Linked DNA regions of Homo sapiens: region 2 is linked to region 1. Evidence: chromatin loops called from intact Hi-C (ENCODE). Cell type or tissue: endothelial cell of umbilical vein. All regions are shown on one strand. Each heading gives the region's core, and the rest is flanking DNA. Links, peaks and the distances in the headings are about the cores only.

Region 1 (11,078 bases), core at 2,978-7,977:
GCAAATACTCTAGGAGAAATACAGGGTTAGGGTCTTTCGAGCCTATGTTTTGTTTTTGTCAAGTGATCAATACATAACTTTGTTGCGTGTGTGTTTCTCTTTAAAGATACCTTATTTAGGCCGGGCGCAGTGGCTCGTAATCCTAGATCACGCGTGTAGTCCTAGCACTTTGAGAGGCCAAGGTGAGCGGATCACCTGAGGTCAGGGGTTCGAGACCAGCCTGGCCAACATGGTGAAACCCCATCTCTACTAAAAATACAAAAATCACCCAGGCGGGTGGGCGCCTGTAATCCCAGCTACTGGAGAGGCTGAGGCAGGAGAATCGCTTGAACCTGGGAGGTGGAGGTTGTAGTGAGCTGAGATTGTGCTACTGCCCTCCAGCCTGGACAACAGAGTGAGACTCTGTCTCAAACAAACAAAGAAATAAACAACCTTATTTAATATGCATGGTTAATTCATCAACGCTGAACTCAGAGTCAACAGCACTGCAACTCGTGCCTGAATGAAGCTTCTCCATAGGCACATCACAGCCATCTTGCGTTTAGGCTCACCAGACAGCATGTTAGCACAGCATTTGTGGGCCATACTAAACAGCAAAATCAACAAAAAGCACAGAAATGTACAAATGCAGCACTCATAGACTAGGACAAGGATTCTTGTTAAGAGTATGGGAGCTGAAATGAGGGGGGAGTGTCGCTCATTCAACCTCAGCTGGGAACGTGCACGTTGGGTGACGCAAATTTTTCACCGCTCTGCACGTGCCCATGTCCGAAAATGCCCACAAAAGTGCTTCGAGTATCGCTTTTGAGTTACAAATAAATTTTAGCAAGTAGGCAAATTCGCAAACATGAAATCTATGAATAATGAGGATTGACTGGCTGGGTGCGGTCCGCCTGTAATCCCAGCATTTTGGCAGGCCGAGGCAGATGGATCACCTGAGGTTAGGAGTTCAAGACCAGCCTGGCTGGTGAACCTCCGTTTCTACTAATAATACAAAAATTAGCCAGGCATGGTGGTGCATGCCTGTAATTCCAGCTACGCGGGAGGCTGAGGGAGAAGAATCACTTGAATCTGCGAGGCGGAGATTGTAGTGAGCTGAGGTTGTGCTTTGCACTCCAGCCTGGTCAACAAGAGTGAAACTCTGTCTGTCTCAAAAAAAAAAGGGGGGGGGGGGGGAAGAATTGACTGTACCATATCTAAATGTATGTGCGTTTGTGTGTCTGTACACACACACACACAGTTACGCACCACCTAACGTTTTCCAATGACAGACCACATATACAACAGTGGTTCCGTAAGATTATAACACAGTATTTTTACAAAACCTTTTCTATGTAACACAATGGTGAGTATTTGTATATTCTAGTCAAATACTCACCATTGTGTTACAATTGCCTACAGTATTCAGTACAGTAACACAGTGTACAGGTTTGTAGCCCAGGAGCCGTGAGCTATACCACAGAGCCTAGGTGTGTAGTAGACTATACCATCTAGGTTTGTGTAAGTACACACTGTGATATTCACGTGATGAAACTGCCTAGCAACACATTTCTCAGAACTATCCCTGTTGTTAAATGACACATGACCAAGCATATATATGTCAGTGGTTCGCTTTGGGGTGGTATGAATATGGGGGACTTTAAAAATTCTGTTCTTGATGCTTGTATATTCCAGATTTTTTACACTTTATTTTCTTTTACAATCAGAAAAAAAGATGTCGCTTTCTAGGAGCACTGAAAGAAACCTGTCTGTGGGGCACTTTCTTGTCTTGAACCCCAGGCCAGCATCTTCTCCGTTACCCTGGCTCAGTCCTAGGGCCACCAAGGAGCCCCTGCCGGGTGCCAGCCCAGCCGATGGCACAGGGATGCCCAGAGTGGGGGTGGGAGAACACTGGCTCACCGGCCGGGAAGCCAGCAGATGGGCCCCAACCCGGAACTTACTATGGGAGTGAGGTTAAGTCCTTGACCTCTTACAGCCTCTCTGTTATCTGAAAAATAGAGATAAGGTCCATCCTACCTTGCAAGCTAAGCTCTCCAGAAATGGAGAGATCTCTAGAAAGGAATCCATGTTGGTTGGTTGGAATCTCTGCTCATGGTGGGACTTGAGGGCAAATGTTCACTGAATGTTGCCCAACCCTTCACCTCCTCGCGGGGTCTAACTCCAGTCTAAGGGGATGGGGACTCCCAGTGTCCAGAGGGCCCCCATTAAGCATGCAAGAATTTGGGCACCATTTCCAAGCAGTAACAGCCAAGGGGTCAGCTCTTCCATGAATAAAGTGCTAACAATCAATAGCAGAGTAGACTAACTATAGTTAACAACAGTGTATTGTGTATTTCAAAATGGCTAGAAGAGAGGACTTGAAATGCTCTCAACACATAGAAATGACAAATATTTGAGGGGACGGATACCCCAAATGCCCTGACTTGATCATTACACCCTCTATGCATGCAACAAAATATCATAAATGTCCCATGAAAATGGACAAATATTATGTATCAATAAAATATAAAAAGATTTAAGCCAGTATCAAGCTTAGAGGCTCTTGACAAACAACAGGGCCAGGCTATAAACAGGCCAAGATACCTCTGCAAGCCCCCGGCACCCCTGGGTTAGCTGACATCCTCATCCTTGCCGACCCACTGGCCCAGATCTCTGCAAGGGGCTGTAGCTCTTAGAAAGGCCCCAGAACTCCATCGATACGCTGTCCCCAGGGTCGGATGATGTGAAACAGCTGCCGCCCTGCTTCCCCTGCCTCCGGAGCTCTGTGAGCTCCCAAGTGTTCACCATGTGAACTGGAAAACAAGGTAAAAAGTTTTTGCCCTGCTAGTAAAATCTCTGAGGCATGGGGGAATGTCCTCCAGTCTTACTTTCCTTTACAAATCTATTTGGTGGGGTTTTTAGGGTTGTCAAAGAATCCAGCTGAAATTCCTGGCTGGCATTAATTACAAGGGCTGGGGCTGCCGCACTGGTCCCATGACAAAGTTATTACATTTTGGTCCTGGGATGCAATGGCCAATGGTTTTTTTTTTTTTTTTTTTCAGACAGAGTCTCGTTCTCTTGCCCAGGATGGAGTGCAGTGGCACGATCTCGGCTCATTGCAACCTCCACCTCCCAGGTTCAAGTGATTCTCATGCCTCAGTCTCCCAAGTAGCTGGGATTACAGGCATGCACCACCATGCCCAGCTAATTTTTTGTATTTTTGGTAGAGATGGGGTTTCGCCATGTTGCTCAGGCTGGTCTCAAACTTCTGAGCTCAGGCAATCCACCCTCCTTGGCTTCCCAAAGTGCTGGGATTACAGACGTGAGCCACCACACACAGCAGGTCTCCTTTCTTAAAGAAGGCACAGAAGACCTCAGAACAGGCGACACTAGCCAGGAAGAACTTAACACATTGATTTTTCTCTTTCTTTTGAATTTCATTTCCTTCTATTTTTAGCAAGTGCTACTACTGGTTTTCCCCAGGTATAGTAGACAGCTAAAATTTCCATTTAAAAGTAATTTAAGTAAAAATGTGAGTCAATTTGAAGAATACTGTATTAGGAATATATACTGTAGGGAGTTTGTGGATATGTCAAAAATTATGATGGTGCTGGTAAGATTGAGAATGAGGATGGTCCTGTGTTAGTGGAATTCCTTGCCATTCTCACTGTATCTGGAGGTATTTGTTTGTTTGTTTGTTTGAGACAGGGTCTTGCTCCCTCTGTCATCCAGGTTGGAGTACAGTGGTGTAATCACAGCAGCCTCGAATTCCCAGGCTCAAACAATTCTCCAGCCTCAGCCTCCTGAGTAGGTGGAATTACAGGCATGCACCACCATGCCTGGCTAATAAACAAATTTTTTTGTAGAGATGGGATCTCAGTATGCTGACCAGCATGGTCTGGAACTCCTGGCCTCAAGCGATCTACCTGCCTCGGCCTCCCAAAGTGCTGGAATTATAGGTGCGAGCCATCACGCACAGCCAAGTTTTGTTTTTTTATAGATCAACAGCTATAACCTTTCTGAAGTCAGAGCCCTCTCCTGGCTCTGCAAGCCTGGTGGATAGCCAGGAACAAATTGGGTGACTGAAGACAACATCTCAAGAGAAGGCACAAATGGGGCCGGGGCTGTTTCCTTGCAGGGGCTGTGAGAAAGCAGCATCCGCAAGACAGAACCCTGTGGTCCATTAGCAATGTCTGCCAGGGGCAGGGGCTGAGGGCTAGTGAGATGGGCGCTACCTACTTGGCATCCCTGGTCTAGATCAATCCCTCCATTTTACAAATGAAGATAGGGAGGTGCTGGCCAAGAGGTGCAGTGACTTGCTTAGGGTTACACTCTCAGCTGTGGACTCTTTCTGCTTCCATGACAGTGTCTGAATTTCCTTGCAGGTTCCTTGTGCCCCTATGGGCCTCTTACATAAGAGACTTGCCCAGAGAGCTTTAATCTGGAGGGCTCTTAGAAGTGACTCAGGCCAGCAGTGAAACTGGCCTCCAAGAAGCCCCAGGATCCTGGAGAGGCCCCGTGGGTGGGCTTTTGGGCCATCCACCCCAGTTTCCATAGCGCAGTGCCACTTTTGGCTCTTCTGTGTATGCTACAGGGTATAACCCAGCAGCCTGCAGCCAAATCATCACCAGAACTGCCTCTATACAGGGCCCGGGCTCCTTCACCGGCCACAGCCCTATTCTGCCTGCTTCAGGCAGACAACAAAGGGTTCCAGGCCTTTAAAACATTTGAAAACCCTCTTCTAGACTATCCTTTGTTCTATAGTTAGGGACATGAGGCCAGAGGGGAAAGGGACTTGCCCAAGGTCCTGTAGCCAGCAGGGAGGAAAGCTGGAACCAGAAGCCAGGGCTACCATCGGGAGGTGCTGAGAATGCGGGCCCTCTGCTCCAGACTGCTGTTTCTCATACCTACGAAACAGTAGAAGCCTGTGGAGATGAAGGGAGCAAATATGCTGTCTCTCATGCAGTGCACGGAGGGGCTAGGGCTTCCGCTCACAGGCTACACAGCTTCTGCAGCGGGTCATCAGGCTGTGATTGCTAAAGCCGTCCTGCTCTACAGCCAGAGCAAGCTTAAATGCCAAAGCACATGCAGCTCTGGGCTCGAGGAGTAGTGCTGGCTTCAAGATCCAGGTGAATTCATTTCCTGTAGAGAAGGGTTCAGGACTATGTCCGAAGGTCCCTAGGAATCCACAGACCCCAGTTTCAGAAGGCAGCTAGCTGTTAAGAAGGGGGTTGGATTCCCTCCATCAAGCTCCCACACTGGCTGGGTTCCCAGGTGGCAGATCCTGGGAAGAGCTTGGGAGTTAGTGACTGGCTGGGTTGCAGATGGCTTGCTCTGGGAATATGCTGTCTTGGTCACACAGGCCCAAGGTGGATAAGTATGGTCCTCGTGGGTGCTGGGGAAGGGAAAGCAACAAGGGCAAGGGAGAGATGGAGAGCGAGGAGAGGGCAGGGCGGTCGGATGGAGCTCCACGGGCTTGACTAATGGGAAACCCGACTCTGCCACGCTTCGTGGAGACCCTGGGTTCCCTTTGGTTCTGATCTGTTGACTGTCCCCAGCTTTGTGTCCAACATCTGGCCTATATAGGTCAGCACCTCCAACCTCTTTTTGGAACTGCAGCACCCAAAGTTTGTTTGATTTCCCAACACCCCAGGGCAGCATCACCACCAGAAGTGCTGAAGGGGGAGAGGAGGAAACCGAGGCACAGAGCCATGCTGCGCCTGAGGTCGAGAGGCTGGGAAGTGGGTGACATGAGATCCAATCCCAGCCCTGCCAGCCTCCAAAGCCTCTTCACTTTCTTCTCCCAGCATCCCAAGGCCTTGGGTCTCCTGGCCCCAGGCCAGAGCTTTCCGGTCCCCACGTCAGCGCCAGGAATCACCAAGCTCAGGCTCTGCAGCAAGTGACACACTGGAGGTGGCAGGCTGCCAATATTTTTTTCCCCCAATTTTTTCAATTAAGTGAATGCTTGGATTAGGGCCAAAATACAAGTGCTTGTGGTGTCTTGCGTCAGATGAGACACTTAGGGCTGTGTTCCTACTGCACTCTGTCCACAGGGCACGCAGCGAAGGCTCAGGTGGCTGGTTGAGCTGAGGGCTCCGCTTATCCCTGTGTGCAGAGGTGTGCCAAATGGGGAAATGGCGGCAGGAGTAGGGGGAGAGGAGTAGCCTCCAAAGTGGGAATCTGATCTCTCTCCCCCTGCCTCAAACTCTTCAGCTCATTCATTCATTCATTTGGCATATACACAGAGACCTACTGTGCACCAAGCTCTGCTCGAAGGGCCTCAATCGAGAAAGAAAACACACCACACAGGCACAACGTGGGGCTTAGGGGCCTGTGCAGTCTGCCCCTCCTCTGCTCCAGCCTGGCTGGCTTTCTCTTGCCTCCAGGACTCAATGCCTGCCACTGCCTCTGGCGGGAACATTTCCTCTCCCTGCCCTGCTCAGCTCCTCTTCATTTCTCCAGCATCAGCCTAGAAGTCACCTCTCCTTGGAAGCCTTCCTGGACACCCCAAGTCTCAGTCTAGCTCCCACTCTCTGAGTTCCCACAGGGCTAGGGCCACCCTCTCTCAGAACCTGTTCCTCTAGGGGTGCTGGTCTCTTTGCATTACTGCACCCCCACTGCCCTGGGGGCCCTTGGGGCAGGGCCGGGTTTGTCTATTCACCATGGTCCCCCCAGTGCCTGGCGACAATGAGCTCTCAGGAAATGCCCGGTAAAAGAGACAAAAAGCCGAAACAGGGCCACACAGTCAAAAACCAAGGTGACCTCACTCAAGGCTCTCTGTGTCCAGAGAGTAACAATGCTCGTGAAATAGCTGAATGAACAGCTCTATTGCCAAGGGTACCAGAAACAGAGCTGGCTTTGTCACAGAGGGAATGCAGGCATGGGACCCAACCCAAAAAGGGAAGTCCACGTTCCACCCCAGAGTTTCTCTGAAGAGGTAATGGCAAAAAACAGAATACCCAGGAGTGATTTAAACTCCAGGGGGAATGCCTCATCCCACTGTATGTCAGAGACAGTAAAGCTGAGGGAATTCTTTGAGGTGTTGGAACTGTTCTGTAGTGGAGGTTACAGGAACCTGCACATCATAACATGCTACACCAAAAAACAAAATTTTACTGCGTTACACCACAAAAGGGAATTTTACAGCATCCACGTAAAGTAAAAAATTAAAAATAACAATCATGCTTTAATGTCATTAAAAAAAAAAAAAAGATGGCAGGGTGTGGTGGTTCATGCCTGTAATCCCAGCACTTTGGGAGGCCAAGGCGGGCAGATCACCTGAGGTCGGGAGTTCGAGACCAGCCTGACCAATGTGGTGAAACCCCGTCTCTACTAAAAATACAAAAATTAGCCGGCCTGTGGTGGTGCGCACCTGTAGTCCCAGCTACTCAGGAGGCTAAGGTGGGAGAATCACTTGAACCCTGGAGGTGGAGGCTGCAGTGAGGCAAGATCACGCCACTGCACTCCAGCCTGGGCCACAGAAACAGAAAAAACAGAAAAAAAAAAAAGAAAAAAAAAAAACAAAAACAAAAACAAAACAAAAAAAAAACCCCAAAAAAAAACCACAGGCATCGGCTTTAGAATACCTGACTATGAATCCTGCCTCTATAGCCTGATGCTGCTGTGACTTTGCAAATCACCTCACAGCTCTGAGTTTCCATTTCTTCACACCTGGAAAATGGAGAGAACAGTACCTACTTTATAGGGTTGGCTGAGGGCTAAAGGCGCTAATGCATGTCAGGTGCTTGGCACACCATCTGGTCACAGACAGCTTCCAGGGCCATCACTAATAACCCATTATGGAGATTAGACACTGGAGGCCCCAACCGAGTAGCCATCTTCCTTGGGCCAACTCAAATCTTGCAAAGTGAGATATGTTAAGAGGAAAAGTCGGGAATGTCAAGCTGTAAAAACCAGGTATGTGTGTGCGTGCGTGCGCGCACGCGCGCGCACACACACACACACACACACACACACACACACACACACAGCTGCCCACCCTCTGGGCTCCCCTAACTCATGGAATCTTATCCAGCGGCATGGGCAGCAGGAACTATTTCCAGGGTTGGCCAGGCCAGGCATCTCCACTCTTGCCGACGACTGAGACACTGGGCTGGTGGAAACACTCGCTGCTCCAGGCGTGCAGCTCCAGCCCAGGCCTCTGGCTGCCAGCTCACGCACTGCTACTCACACACATCTGGCCCGAGGCGGCGTGGGGAACTTTCCAATGGCAAGCAGAGGTGCTGGCAGCTGGAGCCCAGGCTCAGCCGGAACCAACCTGAAGGCTGGCTTTCTAGGAAAGTCTCCAGGGCAAGCACTTAGGGCTTGTTGAGATCTCCAAGGCTGCCAGGCCTCAGAGGAGCCTGGGCAATGAAGGAAACAGACCTGGGTGAAAGATTTCAAGTGAGGGCCTCTCTCGTGTTGACAGAGCTGTCCAGAGTGAATGGAGCCGCCAACAAGAGCACCCACTACGCGCAAGGCAGTAGCATCAAAGCTGTCTTCAAGGAGCACGCGGTCGAGATGGCAAAGTAGCAATCCTGCACGTCCTCCTACACAATCACCCGCCTGGGTTTCTGCCACTCCACCCTGCATCCCCCAGGTCTGACCTCCTGCCTCCAGCAGCCATTTTGGCCCTGCCTCGATGGGGCTGTGGGCAAGGGTGAGACCTGGGGATGCTGTGCCTGGATCAGGAGTCTAGGTGTCGGGACTTGCATTTAACGAGCGGGCAGGAGAGCTCAGGAAGAACATCCCCAAAGTGCAGAAGGAGAATTGACACATGTCATCCTCTCACCTTTCAGCCCCACAACCAAAGCCAAAAATGTCAGAGCAGAAAACTGCAGAAGTCAAGACAGTTCAAACCCGAGCTCCCACTTAGGGCTGGAAACTGGGGCTCTGACTGGCTGCATCATGGGGAATCTCAGTAGGGAGCCACCAGGTCCCGGGCCGAGGCGTCCTAGAGAATGTCCAGGGCTCTTCCAGCTGCGAGGCAAGGCCATGCCACACGCAAAAGGAAACCAAGTCTCAAGACAGCAATGGTGGAAGCGACAGACTCTGAACTGGACAGACCTGGGTTCAATCCCAACTACAAGACTTAAGTGGGGGTCCTAGAGAAGCTAGTTAGGAGGCTCAGTTTTCCCATCTGTAAAAGGGGGGTGCTAAGAACCTGTCTCTTGGGGGCTGCTGTGAAGTATAAATGGGATTGTGCCTGTAACACCCCTGGTACAGTGGTGGCTTATAACCCCCTTCCACGTAAGCAAGAGTGAGCTCCACAGGCCCAAATCAATCCTAAAACATTACGATGAACCAAGTGAAATTGCCATTTTTATAGGTTAAATATTGACAATTTCATATGGTTCAACCTAACAGCATCCCAGGGGCTAGAGGATCTCATTTGTGTCCACTAAACTAGACTAAGAGTTAGTACTCTTCACTTCAGTATCAGGCACAGCAATGACCCTCCTTCCCCCTCATTTAGAGACGAAGAAGATACCGAGGTTCTGAGAGGTTAAGTAACGTGGCCCAAATCATATAACTGGAAAGTGACAAAGCCAGGGTTTGTACTCGGGCCTGGCTGCCTCCAAAGCCTGCAGCTTAAACACGATGACACACTGACTGCTCGGCCTGGGGCCAGCAGGGCGTTATCACATGTGATTGTGTCTCAGCACCAAGGACGTCAGTGGCCGTTGCCTTAGAATCATGGGACCTTGGGACTGCGAGGGTACAAGCAGTTAATGGCTTTGTTCAAGAAACACACTTGGGCTGGGCATTTATTCTAGGCCAGGCCCTGAAGACAAAATGGGGGGTTCACACCCTAGACGATGATGAACTCAATGTGTACGTGTCATGATAGGATTGGTCCACTGGGGCCTCAACGTCAAAGCTGGGTACCCTGGTGAGGTAACGGAAGGGTTGCCGAGAAACAGGCCAACTAGGCTGGTCTAGGATACCTTCTTGACAATGCCCCAACCGAATCCAGCCTCATCCTCCCTTCCCGCTGAGCTTGGGGTCAGGACAAGGAGAAGAGAACTAGATAGGAATGTAAAGGGAGTATGCTCTCAGACCCTGGGGACAGCCACCTTTTAGGGGTGTCATAGGGGAGGAGAAGGGATTCCTCCATGAAATCACATGTGGTTTCTGAAGGCCAGATTCTGTGGGTACCCTTGGCCACTCCTGGACCCCTCCCTTGTTGGGCTCCTAATCTGCCAGAGACTAATCCCTGCCCCTGTCCCTATGTGAGCCCTATGTGGACTTCTTTGCCATCCTACACTGTCCTCTCTCCTGTAGAGAAAACTTGGGTAGTAAATAAAATGTAGACAATTTACCGTAATCACTAACAACATTTAAGAGTCTAGAATGTGCTTAATGTGCTCTATCTTAGCAATCCTATGAGGTCACACTACCCTATCATTTCCGTTCTGCAGTGGAGAAAGGTAAGGCCCAAGGAGGTTGGGTAACTTGTTCAACCTAGGAATCAAACAGGCTGACTGCACGGTCAGAGGTCTTAAAAACTGTCCATGTTTCCACCATCAGAGATGATGCTTTGGGCATGCTTCTTCTCAGACCCTTTTCCTATGCATAGAAATATTTTTCAAAATTATGATCACACTATATATATGATTTGGTTTTTTTCATTTGCATGAGATGGCGGTCATTTCTCCACTTCATCAAACATCCTTTGGACAAACCACTTTTAAAGATGCCTTTATAGTTCATTGTAAGGCTATATATATCATTTATTTAATCATGCCTCCAGTGATAAACATTTAGGCTACTTTGAACATTGTTTAAATTACCATACTGCTGAATATCCAAATATATAAATCTTTGGGAGAAAACAGCTACAAATTTTAAGGAGTACATCCTTAATTAGAGTCTGTTTCTTAATATGTGGTCATTCCAGATGGCCCGTGTCACATCATTTGAGGTTGCTTACTCAAAATGCACATCACTAGTCAGATAAATGATGATGATGATGATGGTAAAGATAATAATAACAGGTAATTTATTCAGCACTTCTACATGCCAGGAAGGGCTCTAAACCCTCTACATGAATAATCCACAGTGGATACTCTTGTTAGCCTCATTCTGTAGAAGAGGAA
Region 2 (11,078 bases), core at 2,971-7,970, 82 kb before region 1:
CAAGTAGCTGGGATTTCAGGCAGCTGCCACCACGCCTGGCTAATTTTTGTATTTTTAGTAGAGACGGGGTTTCACCATGTTGGCCAGGCTGGTCTTGAACTCCTGACCTCAGGTGATCGGCCTGCCTCGGCCTCCCAAAGTGCTGGGATTACAGGTGTGAGCCACTGTGCCCGGCCAGCAATGCCTCTTGACTCAGATTCTGCAATTCACGGGCTGAATGATCTGGAATAAGTTACCCGGGGTTTCTGGGCCTCTGTTTTCTTATCTGGAGGATGGGGGAGCAGCTGGGCTGCTGTGAGGATGAGGGACGATGTGAGACGCCTTGAGCACAGAGCTGGCACACAGGGGCCCTGATTATCAGGAGCTTGGGCGGGTGTCACTCACTCTGCTTGGCGTCACCGTCGGGCACCGGGCGGCCTTCAAACCGCCCGTCCCTCTGGCTGCTGAGCAGCTCCTTCTCCCTGCCCACCGCGTTCTGCTGCCGGGAAACACCATCCAAGTCAAGGGCACCCGGGTGGGAGGGTGAGCCAGGGCCTGGCTTCGGGGGCAAGGGCTCCCCACTGTTCTTCTTTAGGTAGGAGGCGGGGGCCCAGCCTTCTTTGCCCTGGTACCTGTGAAGAGGAGGAAGGATGCTGTCAAACTGCTCCGCCAGGCCCAAGGGAAGAAGCCTTGCTCCTACTGGGAATCACATGACAGGTCCCAGGGAGCAGGAACGACGGGTTGTGACTGCCCAGGGCAAGAGGTTGGCACACACTGTGCATTTCCTCTTGATGATGCCTAAGCCCTGAGCTTGGTATTTTCAAGGCCTTTCCAACCCGGCCTCTACTTGCCCCTCTTACAGCACCCACCATGTCCCACCCAGCCAGCAGGGCACCAGCCTGGGCTCTGAATCTCTGTGCTTTGCTGCCTCTTCCCAGCAGCCCCAGCTCTGGGGCCAAAGCCTGGCATAGACAGATGGAGATCTGTTCACGCTGATGAACGTGGAGATTAAACATGCTTTCATATGGGATTAGCAGGTTGAGGGCTGGGTCCAGGGCTCGCCAAGTGGCAGCTGGCCATCACTAAACCGCAGAGTGATCGAGACCCTGACAGAGCAGCTCAGTGTCCTCCCAAAAGGGACTTCAATGAGTGTCATCATCTCTTAATCCTCTGCAGGAGACATTCAGTTTTTGAGATAGGGTCTCCCTGTCACCCAGGCCAGAGTGCAGTGGTTCGATCATAGCTCACTGCAGCCTTGAACTCCTGGGCTCAAGCGATTCTCCCAACTCAGTCTCCTACGTAGCTGGAATTACAGGTACACACCACCATGCCCAGCTATTTATTATTTCTTGTAGAGATGGGGTGTTGCTATGTTGCTCAGGCTGGTCTTGAGCTCCTAGACTCAAGTGATCTTCCTGTCTCGGCCTCCCAAAGTGTTGGGATTACAGGTGTGAGCCACCACGCTTGGCCAGAATTCAGTTTAACAGCAATGACCAGAGGGGCCAATCTAGACCAGGGGTGTGCTGCAGTCAGTCACACCAGCTGTGACAGCCAGTTGGGCACATCTCTCCCAATCTCTACATTTAGTGACATCACACTGATAGCTTGAAATTGACCATGGTGGCAGTATTTGCACCATGGCAACTGGCAAACACTGTAACTCAGAGTATTTTTCCTTGGAGAGCTGGTTGTTAAACATTTACCAGAACCCAAAAAAACAGGTGGCCAGACCTTTGGGGAAAGTTGAACAGACCCAATGGCAGGGCTGAATCTCTTGTCAAGAATTAATTTAAGAACTAAATAGCATTGGGTTTTAATGCAAAAAAAAAAAGGTCTCTCTTGACTGGAAGCAAATTTAAAAGGAGGTAGAAATCTGCAGTTTAGTGTCTATCAATCTTAAAATATGCTCTGAGAGGGAATATCCTAATTAGAAAGTGCCAGGCTGTATATAACCCACACGCTCAGTTTGACATAGTTCATTGTTTGGGGACACAGAGCCATAAGATGGGAGGCGATGTGCAGTGCTGACTGGGCTCTGGGGTGAGAAGGGAATGGGCTGAAATCCTGACTGTCACTTTCTAGCATCAGTCAGATCTTGAGATGACTGCAGCCCTTACTGACATCCTAACTATAACCTCGGGAGAGACCTTGAGTCTAATTAAGCCACTGCTGAATTCCAGAGCCACTAACTTTTGGGACAATTTATTATGCAGCAAGATAACATACTATTCAATATATGTTTGTTATCCTTTTTTAAAAAGTTTAAAAAAACTAATGTCTTTAAATTTTAGAGACAGGGTCTTGTTGTGCTGCCTAGGCTGGAGTGGCACCATCATAGCTCATCGCAGCCTCAAACTCTTGGGCTCGAGTGATCCTCCTGCCTCAGCCTCCTGGGTAGCTGGGACTACAGGCGTGCATCACCATGCCTGGCTAATTTAAAAGATTTTTATGTAGAGATGGGATCATGCTATGTTGCCCGGGCTGGTCTTGAATTCCTGGCCTCAAGTGATCCTCCTGCCTTACCTCCTCAAGTACTGGGATTACAGGCATGAGCCACCGTGCCAGGCCCATGCCTGCTATTTGATATGGTTTGGCTGTGTCCCCATCGACATCTTGACTTGAATTGTATCTCCCAGAATTCCCACATGTTGTGGGAGGGACTCAGGCGGAGGTAACTGAATCATGGGGGCCAGTCTTTCCCATGCTATTCTCGTGATAGTGAATAAGTCTCACAAGATCTGATGGATTTATCAGGGGTTTCCACTTTTGCTTCTTCCTCATTTTCTCTTGCCGATGCTATGTAAGAAATGCTTTTCACCTCCCGCCATGATTCTGAGGCCTCCCCAGCCATGTGGAACTGTAAATCCAGTTAAACCTCTTTTTCTTCCCAGTCTGGGGTATATCTTTATCGGCAGCATGAAAATAGACTAATACACTATTACTATCATTATCCGTTTTCAAATTTAGGTTCTGAGATCTCCCTCAGGAAGCCTTCCTGACCCCCAGGCTGAGGAGCCCCTCTTCTGTGTACCAAAGTCCCCATGCATCCCTCCAACATGGCCAACCCTCTGCTCTATCACCGTTTATGAGTTTGTCTTCTGTACCAGGTGGTGTGAGCTATTGTATCTTGCTCACTGTTGACTCCTCAGCTCCCAGAACAGGGCTGGGCCCAACAGAGATTCTTGGTGTGCGTTTGTTGAATGAATGAATGAATGCAGTGCTACATGCTCAGCCTCCTGGAAATGGCCCGAATGTCCCGCCACACATCACAGCGCAGACACTAGATTGCAGGGACCTCGGCTTCCTCTCTTGCCCTAATTTCCCATGGTCACATCCTGCCTATTGGGGGTGATCAAGGAGGGGTTCCCAGGACTTTCATTACTAAAACCAGGCAAGGCAGGACGAGCTGGCCACCCTGCCTGCCTGGGAGGCTCTGATATCATCACATAGGTGAAAGGGCTGTGAAAGGTGTTTGGAATGCAGACGCCCTGCTTTTACCATTGGACTTTGAGAGACGAGGGCAGATTATCAGCCTAGGACGAATTACAGTCCATGAGTGTTTATGCACCATCTTGTTCTCAGAATGGGGCGGGAGGGGGCTGTCACTCACATGGGGCAGCTTTGGCCTCCAACTCCTCATTATGAGAAACATCTGGAGGTGGAAACCAGCCTTGCTTAATGGGGTTGCTGCTATCTGTGGTTCAGTGTGTTTGGAGAAAGTTTTGCTTATCATGGACTTTTAGGGAAGGATATGGGTAGGGAGGGAGGCCACACAACACAGAGGAGAAGTATCCTTTTATGGTTCAGGCGGAAACTTCGCCCAGATGCAATCACTTACCGACCTCTGTGAGGCCAGAGTCCCTGTGACCCCAAACCCACCCAGCGTGACCCCAAACCCACCCAGCAACCGTGGGGGGCAGCGGCTGGTACCTGATCTTCCACCAGCCTTCCAGGTTTTTCTGGATGACCTCCACCACAGCCCCTCTCTCCAGGTTCATTTCATCCTGGTCCCGAGCTGTGTACGGGTAGATGACTGTGTACTTCTCCTCTGTGGGGACAAAAGGAAGCTGGGGTCAGAAGAGGACACCAAGAGGCTTGGGATGCCGTAATCCCCGTGATGCCCTTGCCCGTCGGAGGGAGGATTTCCTTCAGAGATTTCTGGGCACCCCCCCTGGCCCTGACCTAGCCCTGGACAGCCCTGTGCAAGCAGCAACAGAACACAGGACAAAGGGTAGATCTCGATCCCTCTGAAACTCCTCAGCGCCACACACTCAGCCTCACCTGCTTCAATCTGTGCTTCGAGTTCACCTTCCTTGACCACCTTATACAGTACTTCCATGCATGGCATTCTCATGCCCCTTATCCCGGTTTATTGCCCCCCACCCATACTAGGAATTACCTTGTAACACGACATGTATTTGGCTTATTTATTGTGTTTCGTTCAGTGTGTGTCTGTTTCCTCTGCTGGAATATGAGCTCCAGGAAGGCAGTTCTTTGTCTGTCTTGTTCATTCCTGTGTCTTCAGCACTGGGCATGGTGCTTGGAATGTTTAGCAAATCAGTCAATATGCAGTAAATGAGCAAGACCTGAAGGCTGGGTGGGAGCCACCTTGCTCACACAGAGGAGGTTAAGCTGTCTGTGGCTCCTTACTAGCTCTTGCAGGTGGAGAGTTCAGGGAGAAGCTGAACTTTGGCAGTGGAGGGTTTCAGGCTGAAATCACTACTGCGGACACGGTGCACAATTTTCATTACCTTGCCGGCAGCTGATCTTCACTTTTTATTAATCATGTTCAAGTCTTTGAATCCAACCATGCTCGAAGCTTCAACTTTCATTCGTGTGACTGGGATGTCTTCTACCACACTCTCTGCGGTCCCCCGACCCCTGAAACTGTGGGACCATCCTTATGGCCTCACCCTCCTCCCTGAGAGCTGCCCCCAGCTGCGTCCCTCCCACAGTAGCCCTGGAGGGCCTGGGCTCGGCAGGGCGGGTTGCTCATCGCTGCACTCTGGCAGGGTGTCCCACAGAGCTAGAACAGCTCCCACCCCCAGTGTTATCTGCTCTGGCAGCTGAAATGGAGAAAAATGGATGTGTGTCTCAAGGGAGCCCAGCAAGGAGAGGAGAGGGCTCTCCTGTTTTGGTTACATTTCCGCCCCTGGTTGAGTGCCTGAGCCAGCTGTGGCCTGGTGTCATGGTTAATATGCTGCTGCAGTCGCTATCTCTTTGGGAAAATACCACATGCCGTCCGCGGCCTGCCCAGCTGGTGCAGAGGGAGGCGGAAAACACACAGGGCGTTTATTTATTTATTGATCTAGCCTGCTGACCTGCTCGGCGGGGGCCGAGCTGACTCAAGCTGCACATATCCTGTGCTCAGCACAGTCCGCCGTTCCCCTCCTTCACGGAAGCTGCAGGCTAGGCTGCTGGGCTGGGAGGGGTGGAGGGAAGAATCCAACCCCAGATGCACAGAAGTTCTGTTTGGTCCAGGTGGGAAAGGGTGCCACCCGGGTCCCAGAAAGAGTGCAGTCAGTTCTCTGAGCCTGGACTCCTGGGGTCCTGCATCCTTCAGCTGAGTTGCATGGATGGATTTTCTTTTCTTTTTTTTTTTTTTTAGACGGATTCTCGCTCTGTCGCCCAGGCTGGAGTGCAGTGGCGCGATCTCCACTCACTGCAAACTCCGCCTCCCGGGTTCACGCCATTCTCCTGCCTCAGCCTCCCGAGTAGCTGGGACTACAGGTGCCCGCCACCACGCCCGGCTAATTTTTTGTATTTTTAGTAGAGACGGGGTTTCACCGTGTTAGCCGGGATGGTCTCGATCTCCTGACCTCGTGATCCGCCCGCCTCGGCCTCCCAACGTGCTGGGACTATAGGTGTGAGCCAGCGCGCCCAGCCATGGATGGATTTTCTATCACCCGAGTCCCTCTCTGGCATCCATGGATTGCTCAGTGATTGCACACACAGCAGAGGGTGGAAGACCCTGTAGACTGCAGGCCTGCGGGGGCTTCCTCCCGAGCGTGCATTTGCCCTTCCTCTGGTGGTGCTACCAGCCTTTGTCCCCATGGCTTAGGTGAGGCCAAGCTCACCACCTCCTGGAGGGAAGGAGTAGGTGTCGGACCCTGGCCTGGCCAAAGTGTTGCAACTCCCGCCCACCGTGACTGGTTTTATGGATGGCAAGTGACCCTACTGGGTCAGCTGGAAACAATCCTAGGACTTGTGTTAAAGGAGAAGCTCTTTCTTTGGTGATGTCCCTTAAAGGTACTTGAAACTGCTGTCATCATGAGAGAATGGTGCCAACAAGCAGAGAGGTGGTGAGAGAGTCCCAGATCCTGATGACAGTTTCAAACCCCCAGATCCAGCTCTGCTTGAAGCTAGCCCTACCCTGGGCTTTTAGTGATATAAGTCAATACACTTCCCCTTTTGCTTAACCCGGTTTACATGGATTTCTTTCCCTTGCAACTCAAATGAGCCTGAATGAAGGAACAGGTCACTGGTTCAGCCTTATAGAAACCCACAGGCATCATTTTTAACCTGAGAAACTTTAAATCCCCAAGGCCAAGAAATACCCAAGGCTCACTCCTCCCAAACCCACATGCCAACAACATACATGTCACACAAGACAGACGACATCACTGTTTCTCACATGCAACAGGCACGGGTGGTCCCAGAGCAGGGAGGCTCATGCAGGTGCAGGGACCTGGGTCCAAACACCAAACGGGGAAGAAAACTCCGAGGTAGGCACCTTGACGCCAGCTGATGGCATACAAGTCCCCCAGAGTCCGGCGGCGGCCCACCGGCCGGGGCAGAGACCAATACCTCCATGAGACTGGATAGGCAGCATGTGGGAGGAAGGGCAGAGGGCAGAGGTGAGAAGAAAGCACCACAATGTGTACAGGCAAAGGTGGCACCAAGCACATGTCCCCATCCAGGAGAGCATTACCTCTGAGTCTAATCCAAGCCCCAGGCATCTTAGGGAGACCAAGTTCCTGAGTATTAACCGTGAACTTGGGTGAAGAGGCTTCTAGTAGACATAATTCCATTCCTAGCATGATTATAAAGAGGTGTTAGGCTGAGGTGGGAGGATCACTTGAGCCCAGGAATTCAAGGCTGCAGTGAGCCGTGTTCATGCCACTGCACTCCAGCCTGAGTAACAGAGTGAGACCCCATCTCAAAAAAAAAAAAAAAAAAAAAAAGGGCCAGGCGCAGTGCTCATGCCTGTAATCCCAGCATTTTGAGAGGCCAAGGTGGGCAGATCACTTGAGGTCAGGAGTTCGAGATCAGCCTGGCCAACATGGCGAAACCCCGTTTCTACTAAAAATACGAAAACTAGCTGGGCGTGGTGGTGCATGCCTGTAATCTCAGCTACTCGAGAGGCTGAGGCAGGAGAATCACTTGAACCCAGGAGGCGGAGGTCGCAGTGAGCCGAGATCATGCCACTGTACTCCAGCCTGGGAGACAGAGCAAGACTCTGTCTCAAAAAAAAAAAAGAAAGTACTACCTGTGGTCGAGGGAAGAAAATAAATGTACAAACTCAGGAAAATGTGGTCTCGCTCCCATCTTCTAGCTGTGTGACCCTGGGCAAGTCTCCCGACCTCTCAGACCCTGTTTCCTCATCTGTAAAATGGGGACAGCAATGAGTGCCTGACAGAGGCGCTCTCACGGTGGTCATCATTCACCGTCTCAAGGGCTCTAGTTTCCATGCACTACATCACGACCCCTTAATCTGAGTTGATTCTGATGGTAACCCTGTGTTACCCCCCACAGTGCCTGGCGGGCCTCACAAACACAGAGCAAACCAACAGATGTTTTACTGAGGGGCGTTAGCTGTAATACAACTGAATGCAAAAACCATATGTCAATGCTTTGCTAACCTTTGGGCACAGAAATTTCCCCCTTCTCCTCATCCTCTTTTCTAATAAAGATATGCTTTATGTGGCTCCATGCTTTCTCTTAACAGTCAACTAAAAGCCAAACAAACTCAACTCTAGGTCAGGTATTGCTGATACAATAATAACTGTTACTGGTCATTTATTGTTCTAGGTTCTTTGCATGTGGATCTCATTTAATTTTTTCAAAAGTCCTATGATATAGATATCATTGTTTCCATTTTTAGATGAGAGGCTGAGGCTTAGAGAGGTTAAATTACTGGCCCAAGGCCACTCAACCAGGAAGTGGTACAGCTGAGATTAAAATTCAGGTGTGTCTGATTCCTAAGCCCCTGCTGATGAGTGAAGTGAACTCACTAACTGCCCTAGTTTTAGGAATGTTTCTAGCGGGGAAAGGGAGTTGGCTGGGACTTAGCATTTCTGGCATGGCAGGAGTCACCATTCAGGACATGCATAGGGAAGGTTCTCTGGGAAACAACGGAAGTGTGTCTGTGGGTGAGTGGAGGGGGACCCCTGGTCAGGACCACTTAAACCCACAGAGAAGGCAGAGGTTTTTAAACAGATGGGGTCAAATGTCTTGCAAATGAGCTGAAGCAGTTCCAGCACCTTGGCCGCCAGAATAATTCGAGGGAGGAATAGTGAACTGTTTTTGGCGATCAGGCTGGGGCCCTCCTGGGGTCCCATGAAAGGGTTAGGGCTCGAGCTCTGGCCAGGCTCACATAGGTTGCTACCAAAGGCCCCTAAGAGAGGGCGGGCTTGCCCCTCAGCTCTAATACCATGGCCTGGTTTCTGGTTCACAGGCCATGGAGCCTCAGCCAGTGAGCTGCTGAGACGCAGAGGCAGAGGCCAAAAGAAGAGATTGGATGAAAAGGCAACCCAGTATAGGCGATGACTGCACAGGTCCTCCCCAGTGAGCAGAGGCTCGAGCTCCTCCCTACCTTCTTCAGGCTGCAGAGAAAACTCATCCTGCACCCCATCCTGGCCTTCGAGGCACGTTGCAGGGACCCAGCCTTGCTCCTCGGCAGTGCTGACGAACCACCAACCTGGGGAAGCAAGAGTGCAGAATGATGTTAGTTGCATCAAGCATGAGGCCGGGGGTCAGAACATAATAATCTATTCAGCCACTGTACCAGTGAATGCACAGGGTAAGGCTAAAGTTACCATTTTATTGGTAGAACACAACTACCAATGTTACCTGCTAACTGCTAAAAGCAGGTCCAGAAACTTGCTCCTGAGCCTGGGACAGGGAAGAGTAAAGTCATCCTAAATGACAACAATAAAGAGGCAGGGCACGGTGGCTCATGCCTGTAATCCCAGCACTTTGGATGGATTGCTTGAGTTCAGGAGTTCAAGACCAGCTTGGACAACATGACAAAACCCTGTCTGTACGAAAAATTTAAAAATTAGCCAGGCATGGTGGTGCATGCTTGTAGTCCCAGCTACTCGGGAGGCTGAGTTGGGAGGATCACCTGAGCCCAGGAGGTCAAGGCTGCAGTGAGCTATGATTGTGCCACTGCACTCCAGCCCGGGCGACAGAGTGAGACCCCCATCTCAAAAAAAAAAAAAAAAAAAAGTATAAAGAACGTTCACCTTCACTAAGATGTGTGATGCACCCATCATTTCACTTGCATTAAATACAATCTTCACATTATCATCCCAACTGCACACATGAGGAAACTGAGGCTCAAAGAGGCAAACCGACTTGTCCAAGTTCACGTGGCTGCGGTAGAGCTGTGACGTGTGCACGGGGCTGTTTGACTGTAAAGGCCTAGATGCAGATTTAGCATCTGCTTCAGAGGCCTCTCACCCCGGCTCAGACATTCCCCAATGAGAAAGGCCTGCATGGGGCCTGTGGGAGGGAGAATAATGACCCCCTCCCCACAAAGATGTCTGTGTTCGAATCCCTCAAACCTGTAAATATATGAAGTTACGTGGCACTAGGGAATTAAGGTTGCTAATCTGCTGACCTTAAAATAGGGAGTTTATCCCAGATTCTCTGGGTGGGCCTAATGTAATCCCAGGGGTCCTTAATATGCAAGAAGGAGGCAGAAGTCATGGGGAGATGTGGCTGTTGAGGAAAGACACAGAGAGGTGCAACATTGCTGGCGCTGAAGAAGGAAGAAAGGGCCATGAGCCAAGGCGGCTTCCAGGATCTGGAAAAGGCAAGGAAACAGATCCTATTCGGAACCTAAAGAAAGCAATGGGGCCCTGTCGATCCCTTGATTTTAGGCCAGTGAGACCATGCTGAACTTCTGACCCACAGACTATTAGATAATAAATATGTGCTGTCGGCCGGGCGTGGTGGCTCATGCATGGTGGGTCTACGATTTTCTAAATATTTGTATTTGTAAATATTTGTATGAAGATAAGGAAACTGTCATAACACAATGATAGCAATGGCAACAGTGATGTGTCAGATACTGTCCCAAGTGCTGCACGTCCACTCCTAGCTTGCTAGATCCTCACCACAGCCTTATGAGGTGTGTATTATTATTGCTGCCATTTTACAGATGGGGAAGCCGAGGCTCAGCAACTCTCTCAAAGTCACAAAGATAGAAAGCAGCAGTGCCAGGATTCAAACCAAGGCGGTCTCTGAGCTCTTAACCATTTTCACTAATGCCTCACACACTGCTGGAGGGAGGATAAATCAAAACAGCCACTGTTTTGGAAGCAGACAAGTTGGTGGTATCTTAAAATTTAAAATATGTGTGTCCTGGCTAGGTACAGTGGCTCACGCCTGCAATCCCAGCAGTTTGGGAGGCTGAGGCGAGTGGATCACCTGAGGTCAGTAGTTCGAGACCAGCCTGACCAATATGGTGAAACCCTGTCTCTACTAAAAATACAAAACTTGACCAGGCATGGTGGCATGTGCCTGTAGTCCCAGCTGCTTGGGAGGCTGAGACAGGAGAATCACTTGAACCCGGGAGGTGGAGGCTGCAGTGAGCCAAGATCGTGCCACTGCATGCCAGCCGGGGCAACAGAGTGAGTCTCCGTCTCCAAAAAAACTAAATAAGTAAAAAAAGATATGTGTATCTTAGGGTCCAGCTGTTTCACTTGTTGGAATCTAACCTAAAGAAACACTGACGTGCACACAGACATGTTCACACTGGAGTACGAATATGAATATATGAACATGGCTCACTCGGGCACTGAATACTACGCAGATGTGAAAAAGTATCAGAGGAGCTAGATAGTAACTAAAAAAAGTTGCAGATCAAAATG

What was found. A loop is a pair of places that touch in the nucleus more often than their neighbours do. Peaks named below come from ENCODE experiments on the same cell type or tissue, not always from the same donor. Only the 100,000 strongest peaks of a DNase experiment are listed, where the experiment ranks them.
Region 2: a loop joins it to region 1, with 5 times the contacts of the local background. A loop is called at or near these places in 2 of 110 quality-filtered maps.

The regions. Positions count from the first base shown.
Region 1 is chr5:172,431,764-172,442,841 of GRCh38, forward strand. All of the region lies in intron 1 of SH3PXD2B (SH3 and PX domains 2B), which reads right to left. Among named protein-coding and RNA genes, the nearest start is that of SH3PXD2B, 17 kb to the right of the region's middle. RefSeq lists a silencer at 580-837. In endothelial cell of umbilical vein, for the core only: no CTCF peak of the experiment used is centred there; a DNase peak (open chromatin) is centred at 5,898; H3K27ac peaks cover 1,072 bases.
Region 2 is chr5:172,349,979-172,361,056 of GRCh38, forward strand. It overlaps SH3PXD2B (SH3 and PX domains 2B), which reads right to left. Exons shown (of 13, transcript NM_001017995.3): 8 at 8,795-8,899; 9 at 3,910-4,027; 10 at 385-611. Among named protein-coding and RNA genes, the nearest start is that of UBTD2, 72 kb to the left of the region's middle. In endothelial cell of umbilical vein, for the core only: no CTCF peak of the experiment used is centred there; a DNase peak (open chromatin) is centred at 5,203.